Regions from separate parts of the Mus musculus genome. Here region 2 is linked to region 1. A link is a loop called in an ENCODE intact Hi-C map of the cell type or tissue named here. Cell type or tissue: left cerebral cortex. All regions are shown on one strand. Links, peaks and the distances in the headings refer to the core of each region. The heading gives the core; the rest is flanking DNA.

Evidence for each region. Peaks named below come from ENCODE experiments on the same cell type or tissue, not always from the same donor. Only the 100,000 strongest peaks of a DNase experiment are listed, where the experiment ranks them.
Region 2: it touches region 1 in a loop (4-fold over the local background); 2 of 42 quality-filtered maps call a loop at or near these places.

The regions. Positions count from the first base shown.
Region 1 is chr19:44,540,744-44,549,122 of GRCm38, forward strand. It overlaps Sec31b (Sec31 homolog B (S. cerevisiae)), which reads right to left and starts at 5,105. Exons shown (of 26, transcript NM_001033343.1): 1 at 5,045-5,105; 2 at 2,958-3,069; 3 at 2,523-2,646. The coding sequence starts at 3,036. It also overlaps a transcript of Ndufb8 not described here. In left cerebral cortex, for the core only: a CTCF peak has its summit at 4,189 (motif pointing left); a DNase peak (open chromatin) is centred at 4,185; H3K4me3 peaks cover 800 bases.
Region 2 is chr19:44,160,302-44,162,801 of GRCm38, forward strand. All of the region lies in intron 2 of Pkd2l1 (polycystic kidney disease 2-like 1), which reads right to left. Among named protein-coding and RNA genes, the nearest start is that of Bloc1s2, 15 kb to the left of the region's middle. In left cerebral cortex, for the core only: a CTCF peak has its summit at 1,409 (motif pointing right); a DNase peak (open chromatin) is centred at 1,422.

The DNA of each region.
Region 1 (8,379 bases), core at 3,236-5,735:
GGCCTAGGAAGAAGGAAGATTGTGGTCTAAGAAGGAACTGGAGTAAATAATTAGAATAACAGCTGAGTCACTCCCATATACAGGAATTTACAATGGCCTAGGAAGAAGGTGGATTATACAAAAGACTAGAATTGGAACTATGGCAAGGGCATAAAGGCCTTGCCCCTGGCTTCTAGGACTAAGCTGACCTTAGGTGGGGCTGCTTTTTATCCCAGTTGTAAACACTGCCTGGTTCCTGTCAGCTTTTATGTATGCATTCCTCTGTAACCTCAATGTACCTTGATGTATCACTTAGCTTCCTTGCTTTCTTCTGTAATATAAGTCTGATGCTCACTTTGAGAAACTGCACTCAGATCCAATACTCTCTCTGGTGTCTGTCACCCCATAGACTCTTTGTCCACTTGAGTACCAGAACCCTGATTCTCTCACAGGTTGAGGGACCGACTGAGTCCAGTCTGTGGCACACCTCCTCATAGTGCCATTCTGTAAGAGCCTATAGGAGCCATTTTCATTCAAACCCCTAGAAGGGCTGAGGGCTTAAATTTTATTTATTTATTTGTTTGTTTGTTTGTTTGTTTGTTTTTTGAGACAGCATTTCTTTGTATAGCCCTGGCTGTCCTGGAACTCACTTTGTAGACCAGGCTGGCCTTGAACTCAGAAATCCGCCTGCCTCTGCCTCCCGAGTGTTGGGATTAAAGTCGTGAATCACCACACCCGGCTCTTAAATCTTTTTATTATTAATATTGTGGTTTTCATGGTGTGTGTGCTGCAGCACCAATGTGAAGGTCAGAGGACAGCATCATGGTCTTGGTCCTCTCCTTCCACGTTATGTAGGTTCTGGGGACTGAACTCCAGTTGCTGGGCTTTTGCAGCAAGCACCTTTTCCTCATGAGCCACATTGACAGCCCTCCTAAGAAATTTTAAGGGGAAACAAAGGACAGAGAAATCCCACAGGGAAAGTGGGGAGAGACTGGATGTACGATCTGGGTGCATGTCTCGGCAGGGTCTTAGAAATGATCTTGTATGGGCTGGTGAGATGGCTCAGCGGTTAAGAGCGCTGACTACTCTTCCGAAGGTCCTGAGTTCAAATCCCAGCAACCACATGGTGGCTCACAACCATTCGTAACAAGATCTAATGCCCTCTTCCGGAGTGTCTGAAGATAGCTACAGTGTACTCACATATAATAAATAAATAAATCTTTTAAAAAAAGAAAAAGAAAAAGAAATTATCTTGTATGATCTCTTCTTCTTCTTCAAAAGTAAGTGAGAAAATACAAGGCAACCAACGTAACTCACTCCAAAGCACACAGCTTAATTAGCATCACAGCTAGGCTACAACCCAACACAACTGTGCTTTCCATGACAGCAATGCATAAGATGACTGGCAGAAGGGAAGATAGAATAGGGGCCTACCAATTATCAGATGGAAGGCTGCAATAGAGACCAAAAATCTCTAGGTTAAAGCGGTCAAGAAAATGTCCTGAGCTATAAGAAAAATACTTACATATTTTATATAGATACCTGATATCTATATAAGATCAGTAGTGTGGTAACGTGTATACTACTTATTAAATATGAAGTGGACTATAGTGAATATTTACACTTTTTTTCCTGACAGTACAAAAACCTGCTGACTATTGTGTCAGGCTATACATGCCATTTTCCACAAAGCCCTTAAAAAGGAATAGAGCCAGGTACAGCGAGACATATCTATACCAGCTTCTCAGGAGGATGAGTTGGGAGGACAGTGAGTTCAAAGCCAGCCTTAGCAAGACTTTGTCTAAAGACAAAAGCTGTGACATACTAGGAAGAAGACTTGGCACTCAGATGGGAACATGCTTCCATTCCAAGTCCACCTTCTTAAGGCTTCCATCGCCCATGTAAAATGGAAGTAGTGGCATGTCTAATTCAGGCTTATTCTGAGGACTGAGTAGAATCTGAAGGGTCCCAGTGATAGTGCTCTCCTACCAAGCTCCTCAAGGATTTCTTGCAGCCATTTCTGCCATTATAAAGGAGAGGATCAATGATCCTCTTTTCATTGCTCTTGCACAAGACAGCCAAGAAACCTACGAGCAGAGCATCCAGCTCGCAAGAGCCACGAAACCTGCGACACCCAATCAACACCCAAGAGCCATGAGGAGAGATCGTTCGTCATCCTCCTTGTTGGCAGAAGAGTGTGGTATTGTGTAAGCTTGCTGTCCTAACAAAAGCCAAGGGAGGGAGGAATCAATGTCCATGGGTTCAAAAGGAGACCTGATACAGGTAGTCCTGGCTTGTGCAAGATAGCTCTATCACCTGCACGCTGCCTGATACTGCTGCTGCTGCTGCCACTGCCTAGTAAGGTGAAAGTGGTTAGTTCTCAAGTCCCTTTGACCAGCACGACCTCCTCTGAAACATAACTCCTGTTCCCCATACTTCTCACCCCCATGATCCCTGAATTGCACACACCACCCCTAGGACCCTCTATCAGTATATCCATCAGGGTCTGACCTGAATACCCACTCATAGACCCAACATAGTACCTGCTGGAGACAGAAAGAATTCCTTTGTGTTTCAAGTCCAGAGAAGGGTCCCTGAAATCAATCTCAAATATTTCCAGGGTGGCATTTGTGCTAAAGGAGGCATCTAGTTGCTGAGCAGATGTTCCTAGTCACATGGAAAGGAAAGAAGAGGCAGCAAATGAGCAACAATGTATGCATGGGAAAATACTGGGTACTAATAGGTTAGGGAGCGGGGAGGAAACAGAACAGAAGAGAGATAGGAGCATCCTTTTCTCTAGAGGTAACCGCAAGGAAAGCATGAGGTGCCGCCCTCAGGCCCTAGTCCAAGGCTGTTACCAGGTACCCAACCTGACATAATCCTACAGCTGTCTCTCATGGTCATTAAGGAATTCTAGATACTGAGTTTTCCTTTGATGGCTGACTTCTAGTAGCTCCTGGTCTGTCGTGTCATCGTACCTGTGGCCAGATACACAGGGTACTGCCTGGCCGGGCTCCACGCTTGGACAGCTGGCTTCTCAAGTTCTTTCAACTTCATGGTTTCCGGGAAACATATATGACCTTTGGCCCACTAAAAATAGAAATAATAATTAAAAAAAAAATCTTAGGGCCAGTGATCCAGGGAGCGTCTGTGGACACAGAGATGGTCTCTCTTCTCTACAAGATGAAGTAGTCCAGCAAAAAACAGAATGAGAAAAACAAGCTCATCTGACAGTTCGCTTACCCAATGGCTAAAACTGATTATCTAAACTCCCAAGGTCTTTAATCAACATTGGTTACTACAGTTCTACCGACAATAACCATCAAACTAGGTAATTTCTCAGTGACGTTGCCTGATTCCCTTGGTTTTAAATATTGTATCTGTGCCAGGGAACCCTGTATTTATGTCATTGACACACATCTGTCCTCTGAGTACCAATTCCCAAGGGAAATGGATAATTAAATATTTCTAGCTATAATGTACATCTATGATCCAAGCATTCAAGAGGCTGAGGCATTAGAATCATAAGTTCAGGCAAGCCTGGCGTGGACTACATACAAAGTAAGAACTTATCTTAATATATTTAAAATTATAACATTCATAGATATGTGTGTGTGTTGCCTGCATGTATGTCTGTGTACCACACGGGTACCTAATGCCTTCAGAGGCCAGAAGAGAGTGTTGGAGCCCCTGGAACTGGAGCTACAGATGGCTGTGAGCTACAATGTGAGCGCCCCGGGAACCCAGCGGGTGCTCTTACCAACAGAGCCATCTTTTCAGACCCTTTCCTTTTGCGGGAGGGGGCGCATGGTCTCCCGTAGCCCAGACTGGCCTCAAACTTGCTAGGTAACTGAGAATGATCGTCCTGTCTCTACTTGGCAAGTGTGAAGCCCCCACACCGCATTCATTTTAACTCTGTGATTTCCACTTCTAATGTATACTCAAGGTCTCATCCTCACGGGCCAGCGAAAGGGCTGAAAGGTAAAGAAGGACACTTAGAACTATTTGTGACCTGCTTGAGCAACCCAGTCAGGTCAGCCTCACCTATAAAAGCAGGCGATAATAGTACTTAATCTCTATTGTACTTTCCAGCTTGAAAAAAGCTTGGGGCTGTCAGTTAAGCTTGTTTCTGGGAGCTTCTAAACTCCTGAAGCTCCGCTTTATCAGTGACCAGCGAACTACACTATTTCGTCACCAGTGCCACCTGCTGGTCAGAACCATCCTGTACAGAAGCGCAGCGACCAGCAACAGCGCATTTGCCAGGCACAACTAGAAATTTCTATAAATTGTTACTTTGTTTTACATAGAAAACAGCCGGCTAAGCCGCAATGTAAACCCCGTGCTTTTAACCATTATATTAATTTAAGCAAAGCTTTCATGACGTGCTTAAACCATTGACAGAAGGACGGGAGAAATGCTTTTTTTTTTTTTTTTTTTTTTTGGTTTTTTTCGAGACAGGGTTTCTCTTTATAGCCCTGGCTGTCCTGGAACTCACTTTGTAGACCAGGCTGGCCTCGAACTCAGAAATCCGTCTGCTTCTGCCTCCCGAGTGCTGGGATTAAAGGCGTGCGCCACCACGCCCGGCTGAGAAATGCTCTTTTCATCCACTTTGCTCTGAGGCATCATTTTATAAGAAAAACCCTCGTTAGGATCAGAACAGCCAGAGCAGTGGCGGGCTGATAGGGTCGGGGAACCACTATCAGGGAGGACGACCCTTGGCAGTCCAGTCCTTAGGGAGAAGGTCAACACGGCTTCTCGCCTGCTGACTGCCATACAAGGCGCTTGACGGTCAGTTACCACTGGCCAGGGCACCGCGACAGTGTGCAGGCTGAGGGCCCGGTCAAGTCAAGGCTTGGGGGGCAGTCGGAGGCGCGCGCAGCGCTGCTGGACCTCGGCGGGGTTGGGGACACTGTGTGGCAAGGGGAGCGGGACCGGGTCCAGCTGGGGGGATTCGTACTGGTGCTCCAGAGGCGTGGCAGCCCGGGTGTGGTCAAGGCGAGCTCCCCGGCGTCCTCCCGTGGGAGGAGCGGTGCTCCGGGACCCCAGACCCGCAGGGGAAACCCACCTGTTCCGAGCGCCCAGGTCAGGGGTCACAGGCGACCGCCTGGGCCGGTCCTGTCCCAACCAAGGGCGCACCGCGCTGCGGACGGCGGCTGCCGAGGGCCAAAAGTCAATTTGCCCTGGCCACAGCTGGCGACCCACTCCCTCTGCTCGCCTAGCTGAGCTCCTCAACACTAATCTGCACCGAGAGCGATAGCGCAGAGGTTTCCCAGCAGGGCCTGCCTCACTTGCCCTGGGATTGCACAGTTCTAGCCCCCACACCAGTACATGCTAGTCTATTCTATTTGAGTCAGGCTCCTGTGTATAGAAAGGGAAAACACTAATTCAATTTATTATGTAGTTATTAAAGTGAGGGAAGCCCATGAGCTCTCAGTGTGATCTATTTAGCTAAAAAGCAATCGAGGTTGTAAATAGTAGTGGTGCACACTGGAGCCTACTAGTAGAGGGTGTCCACAAACTGATTAACGGCTGTGTGTGGAAAAAGAGACAACTGTGAACCAGGCACTTCATGGAAGATTTCAGGCACATGACATGGGCATTACTCCTTGGAGCTGAAAGAACACTAGGTGATATTTCAGCAAAAAGGGGGGCCAAAGCAGCTAATGGGCATGCTGGCATTTCCCATACAGTAAGTCAAAGAGACTGATCAAGAACAAGTACTGATAGATAAATTGTGGAATACCAATTAATTCTGCGGTTAACAGGGAATTACTGAAAATTATTGGGTCAGAGGCACTAGTGGCAATTGTATTTTGTATCTGGCAGTATGGATCCCTTTGGAGAAAAAAGAGAGGAAGGCAGGGACCCAATTACAAGAGGAATAGAGCAGCCCAGGGACCGGTGAAGAAAGTCAGGATTAATACTGGTGACTGAAGGAGAGCTGCCCTGGCTCTCCTGACTGAGAAAGGAAAGGATTCAAGACAGCCGGGGCCCAAGAGCAAGGGAGACCCGGTGTCGCTGATAACAGAGTTAAAACCTTGAGGCAGAGGAAAAGAGAATGTGAAGATATCACAGATGCTTTTCAAGTTGAGATAACTGTGGAGGTAATTGTGGCAGGTGAAGATGCCCAAGTTGGTTCAAAAGTGCCACTTGATGCATGGTGAGTTCTACCCGGGTCACCTCTGAAACTGGGGTGCCCATTATCTGATGGGCAGTTCTGAAACCAGATAGACACCCATGTGTGGCACCATCTGTGCCAGGACCATTCTTGCTACAACTAAACATTTAACTTTTTTTTTTTTTTAAGTGTCCTATCACAGGTGAGCCGGTGATGGGGGTGGAGTTGGGGAGTGAACAAGGTCTGAGCCTTAGGAACTAGAGGTGTGGATTGGCTGAGAGTGCTTGCTTGCCCTAAGGCTTGAAACCCTGGTTTTATTTCCCAGCACTAGAGAAACCAGTAGTCGTGGTGGCTTCAGGGTGGAGGGTCAAAAGTTCAAGGTCATCTTCAGGTACCCAAGCTACCCAGCAAGTTCAAGGGCACCCAGGGCTACAGGAGATTCTCTCTCTTCCTCTCTCTCTCTCTCTCTCTCTCTCTCTCACACACACACACACACACACACACACACACACAGCTGAACCTTGGAAAGTACTCCCAAATTAGGGAATAAAGCAGAAGTACCAACCACACTGATGGAGCATCACAAAAGAAATCGCACTAAAGTCCTAAGGTTCAAGTCCCAGCACCCACATTGCAGCTTCTAACTGCCTAACTCCAGTCCCAGAATATCCAACATCATTTCCTGGTGGCACACAGCCATATACATTCATATAAATAAATAAATATTTAAGAATGAGATGATTAAAGAGTATATCTTTGTAAAAAAAACTTCTTAAAATGACATTTATTCTGTGTGCAAGTGTGGATGCACACACACTATATATAGCACATGTGCAAAGGTCAGAGGACACCTTGAAGTAATGGATTTTCTCCTCCAACCATGTAGGGCCTAAAGATTGATATCAGGTGTTCACCACATATCTTTACCAACTGAGCCATCTCAGCAGCCCGCAATAAATCTAAGAATTCTTCAAAAAGTAACGTTTTCAGTTCCACTCCCTAATTTTGCACTTTTTAACTGCCCAGATAATCCACTAATGGAGCCCATATCTAAGTTGAATGATGTGATGGTCTGAATAAGAATGGCTCCCAAAGGCTCGTATACCTGAATGCTTGGTCACCAGGGAGTGGGACTCTTTGAAAGGGTTAGAAGGTAAGGAAGCATGTTCGTGTTGGAGGATGTATGTCAATGGGGGTGGGGTTTAAGATCAAAAGCCCATGGCAGGCCCAGTCAGACTCTTATCCATCCGTCCTCCCTACCCACTCACAACCCAGATCAGGATGCAGCTCTCAACTACATCTCCATCATCATGCCTACAATGCTTGCCACCATGCTGATAATGGACCAAGCTTTTAAAACTGTAAGCACACCCCCAATGAACTGTTCCTGAGTTGTTACGGTCATGGTCTTTCTTCGGAGCAATAAAATAGTGACTAAGTCTGATGGGTTTATTTGTACTGATGCAGGAGAAACACATTTTTCTTATGGGTCAGGTTTCCAAAGGAAATGAAGTTACCTTAAGAAAACACTCTACTTTTAATCTCAGCCAAAGCTACATAGTAAGACTCTTGTCAAGAAGCAACCCCCTAAACAGAGTGTGTGTTGACTCACTTGCCACTGCAGATGAGCTGACATTCGGTCAGTGGTCACGGGAAACTCGACAGGCACTGTACTCAGGTCATCCTCTTTGGATATCTCACACACACAATTTTACAAAATCCAGAAACCATACTTACACCATTTCTTTTATTCGGTTGAGTTTCAGGCATGAGCCACCATGGTTCCTTCCACCAATTCTTACCCTCCTTGAAGGTTAACAGATATCTGCTTGGATTGCCTGGAAGCCCCCATAGCCAAGACTTTTTAGTGGTTGCACCAGTCACTTCTACTCAACGAGCCTTATGGCTTAGACTACAAATGTGGCTACTTTGTCCGTTATTCCACGGCCATCCTGGTGACTGTTATTGCTTTCTTATAAGTTTTAATCTGATTGCTATACTTTTTAATCCTTTTGGGTTTTTGTTGTTGTTTTTGAGACAGGGTCTTTCTACCTTGGTCAGTCTGAAACTCACTATGTAGAGATCCACCTGCCTCTGTCCCACCCACCAGGTGCTAGAATTAAAAGCTTGTACCACCACAACCAACCTTTTAAATTTTTTTATTTTATGAGTGTTTGCCTGAATGTCTGAGCACCACATGCAGTGTCTCTGGAAATCAGAAGATGGTGTCAGGTCCTGAGGAGTGAGTTACAGATGGTTGTGAACCATCATGTGGGTGCTGG
Region 2 (2,500 bases), core at 1-2,500, 380 kb before region 1:
GATTGGCCTCAATGCAATAAAAGTGTGTGATAAGATGCACCAATGTCTGGAGAAACAGCCCATAGCACAGGAGGAGTCTTTACTAGTGGCACATCTAACTGAGTGCTAACACCAGGAATATATAAAGAGTTTTTTAAATCAAATAATAAAGCAGTCTAATCAATACATGTGCAAGTGAAATGAACAGTTTTTGAAAGATGAAGTACAAGTAGCTAATCATATGAAACTATCCTACATGTTTAGCATCAGAGAAATGCCAATCAAAAGCATGCTAAGATTCTCCCACACTCTAGCCTGAATGGCCATGATTAAGGAAATAACAACAATAAATGCTGACAGGGATGGAAGTGGAAGGAAACCTCATATCCTGTGACTAGGAACATAAATGCGACCATCCACTGTAGAAATCGGTGTGGAGGCGCCTCACGAAATCACAACTAGAACTACAGTGTGCTCTGTCTGCAGATGCCTGGGAACGTCTGTAAAGGACAGGCTAGCCTAACAGTCACCTGCAGGCCCATGCTCACTAGAGCAGTGTTCACAGCCAAGTTATGCAATCAGCCTGCGTGTCTGTCCACAGGTGAAAGAAAATACGGCATATGTACTATAAAGTCAGTGGCAAAGGGGAATGAAATTGTATCATCTGTAGAGAAAGAGATGGAATTGGATCATTATATTAAGCAATTAGACCCAGAAAGAAAAATACCAAATATTTTCTCTCACATGTGGATCCAAGCTTGATTTTACTCACACACACACACACACACACACACACACACACGCCACATACAAGCACTCACACAGGGGTGTGGGTATAGAAGGAAGGTACAAGAAGAAGAGGAGGAAGAAGAAGAAGAAAGGGGTAAAAGGGGAGGTTATTATTAAGGAGTGAGTCTAATCAAAGTTTTTGATATACTTGAATGAGGTATCTTTATGAGGGATGGAAACCTGATATCAGGAATTTAGTTCTCATCACCCATGGAGTAGATGGAGAGGACTCCCACAAGCTGTCCTCTGACTTCCACATACATGCTAATGGCATGTGTATGTATGCATATACAAAGTAAATTAAATAAACAAGTACACCACGATGTATAGAAATACACACGAATAAAAACACTAACTTTATTTTTCGGATCTTGGGACACACGTTTCCTTCCCATCCAATTTAGGAAAAGAAAGATTTGTAGACTGGAGCATGTTTAGAGAGATCCCTGGTTACAGCTACAGACATCATACTTCATCGTGGAAGGGCATTAGCAAAGACAGGATCATTGTTCCTCGAATTATCCCATTCCACTCTAATAACAATGTCCAGGACATGGCCTTAGTTCTAACTCGTGTCTGAGGTTATCTGTCCACAGTATCTGGAGAGAGACAGATGCTGAGATTGTTATACTGCTGAGTGGCCACTAGGTGGTACTCTTAGCCCCAGGGTTTTTCTAGTCCAGGTTAAATTAAAGCTTAGAACTATTGTAGCTCTGAATTGCTGTCAACTACCTAGGGGAGCTTAGTAGCTTCAGTCTTTTGTCTGTTTGCTTGCCTGCCTGCCTGCCTGCCTGCCTGCCTGCCTGCCTGCCTGCCTGCCTGCCTGCCTGCCTGCCTGCCTGCCTGCCTGCCTGCCTGCCTGCCTGCCTGCCTCCTTGCCTCCTTGCCTCCTTGCCTCCTTGCCTTCTTGCCTCCTTGCCTCCTTGCCTCCTTGCCTGCTTGTTCTGATACAGAGTTTCATGTAGCCCTGGCTGGCATTGAACTTCTGTGTAGATAAGGCTGATCTAGAACTCCCGAACCTCCCTACTTTCCAGGTGCTGTGATTATAGCTGCCCTTGCATCTGGTTTTGCTTTTGTTATTTTTCCAGTGCTGAGAAGTGAACACAAGGTTTTGAGTATGCTGGACAATTATCTCCCATTGAGCTATAGGCCTGACCCTCATAATCTCTGATTATTTTCTGAGACAGTAAAACTTATGTTTTCTAAGAAAAATGCCATCAGCAGGTAAAATGCTTATTAACACACAGAAATCCAGTATTCATTCCCCTAAACGAATCTTTAATTAAAGTTTGTATGTGTAAAAACACCAAGATGGAACCTTAAGATCTTTTTAGATTAAAGTCTAAACTTGGTTTCTCCATTCAAATACTCTCAATTCCTGGGAACAGAAAAGATGGCCCATACTTTAGTGCCACACAAACTCCAGTAGGATCTGTGTGACAAGTTCCACAGACTGAGGCGAATGACCTCAAAATGAGGAGGCCTCTTGGAACCGATTGTGGAACTCTTCGCTGGAGAAAAAATATTGAGCCGTAGTTCTCATGGCAATCTATCTGTTTTGTTTTTTCTTATTCCTTTTCTTATTTACAAGTTCCTGCTAGCCTAGGCCAAGATCTTAAGTGAGAATGGGTAAGAAACCATCCCTAGAGATGGGGTCACTAACATGACCTTATCCCCAGGGAAACCAACACTTTACTTTTAAAATAATTTACAAAACTATTGTGATAGATAA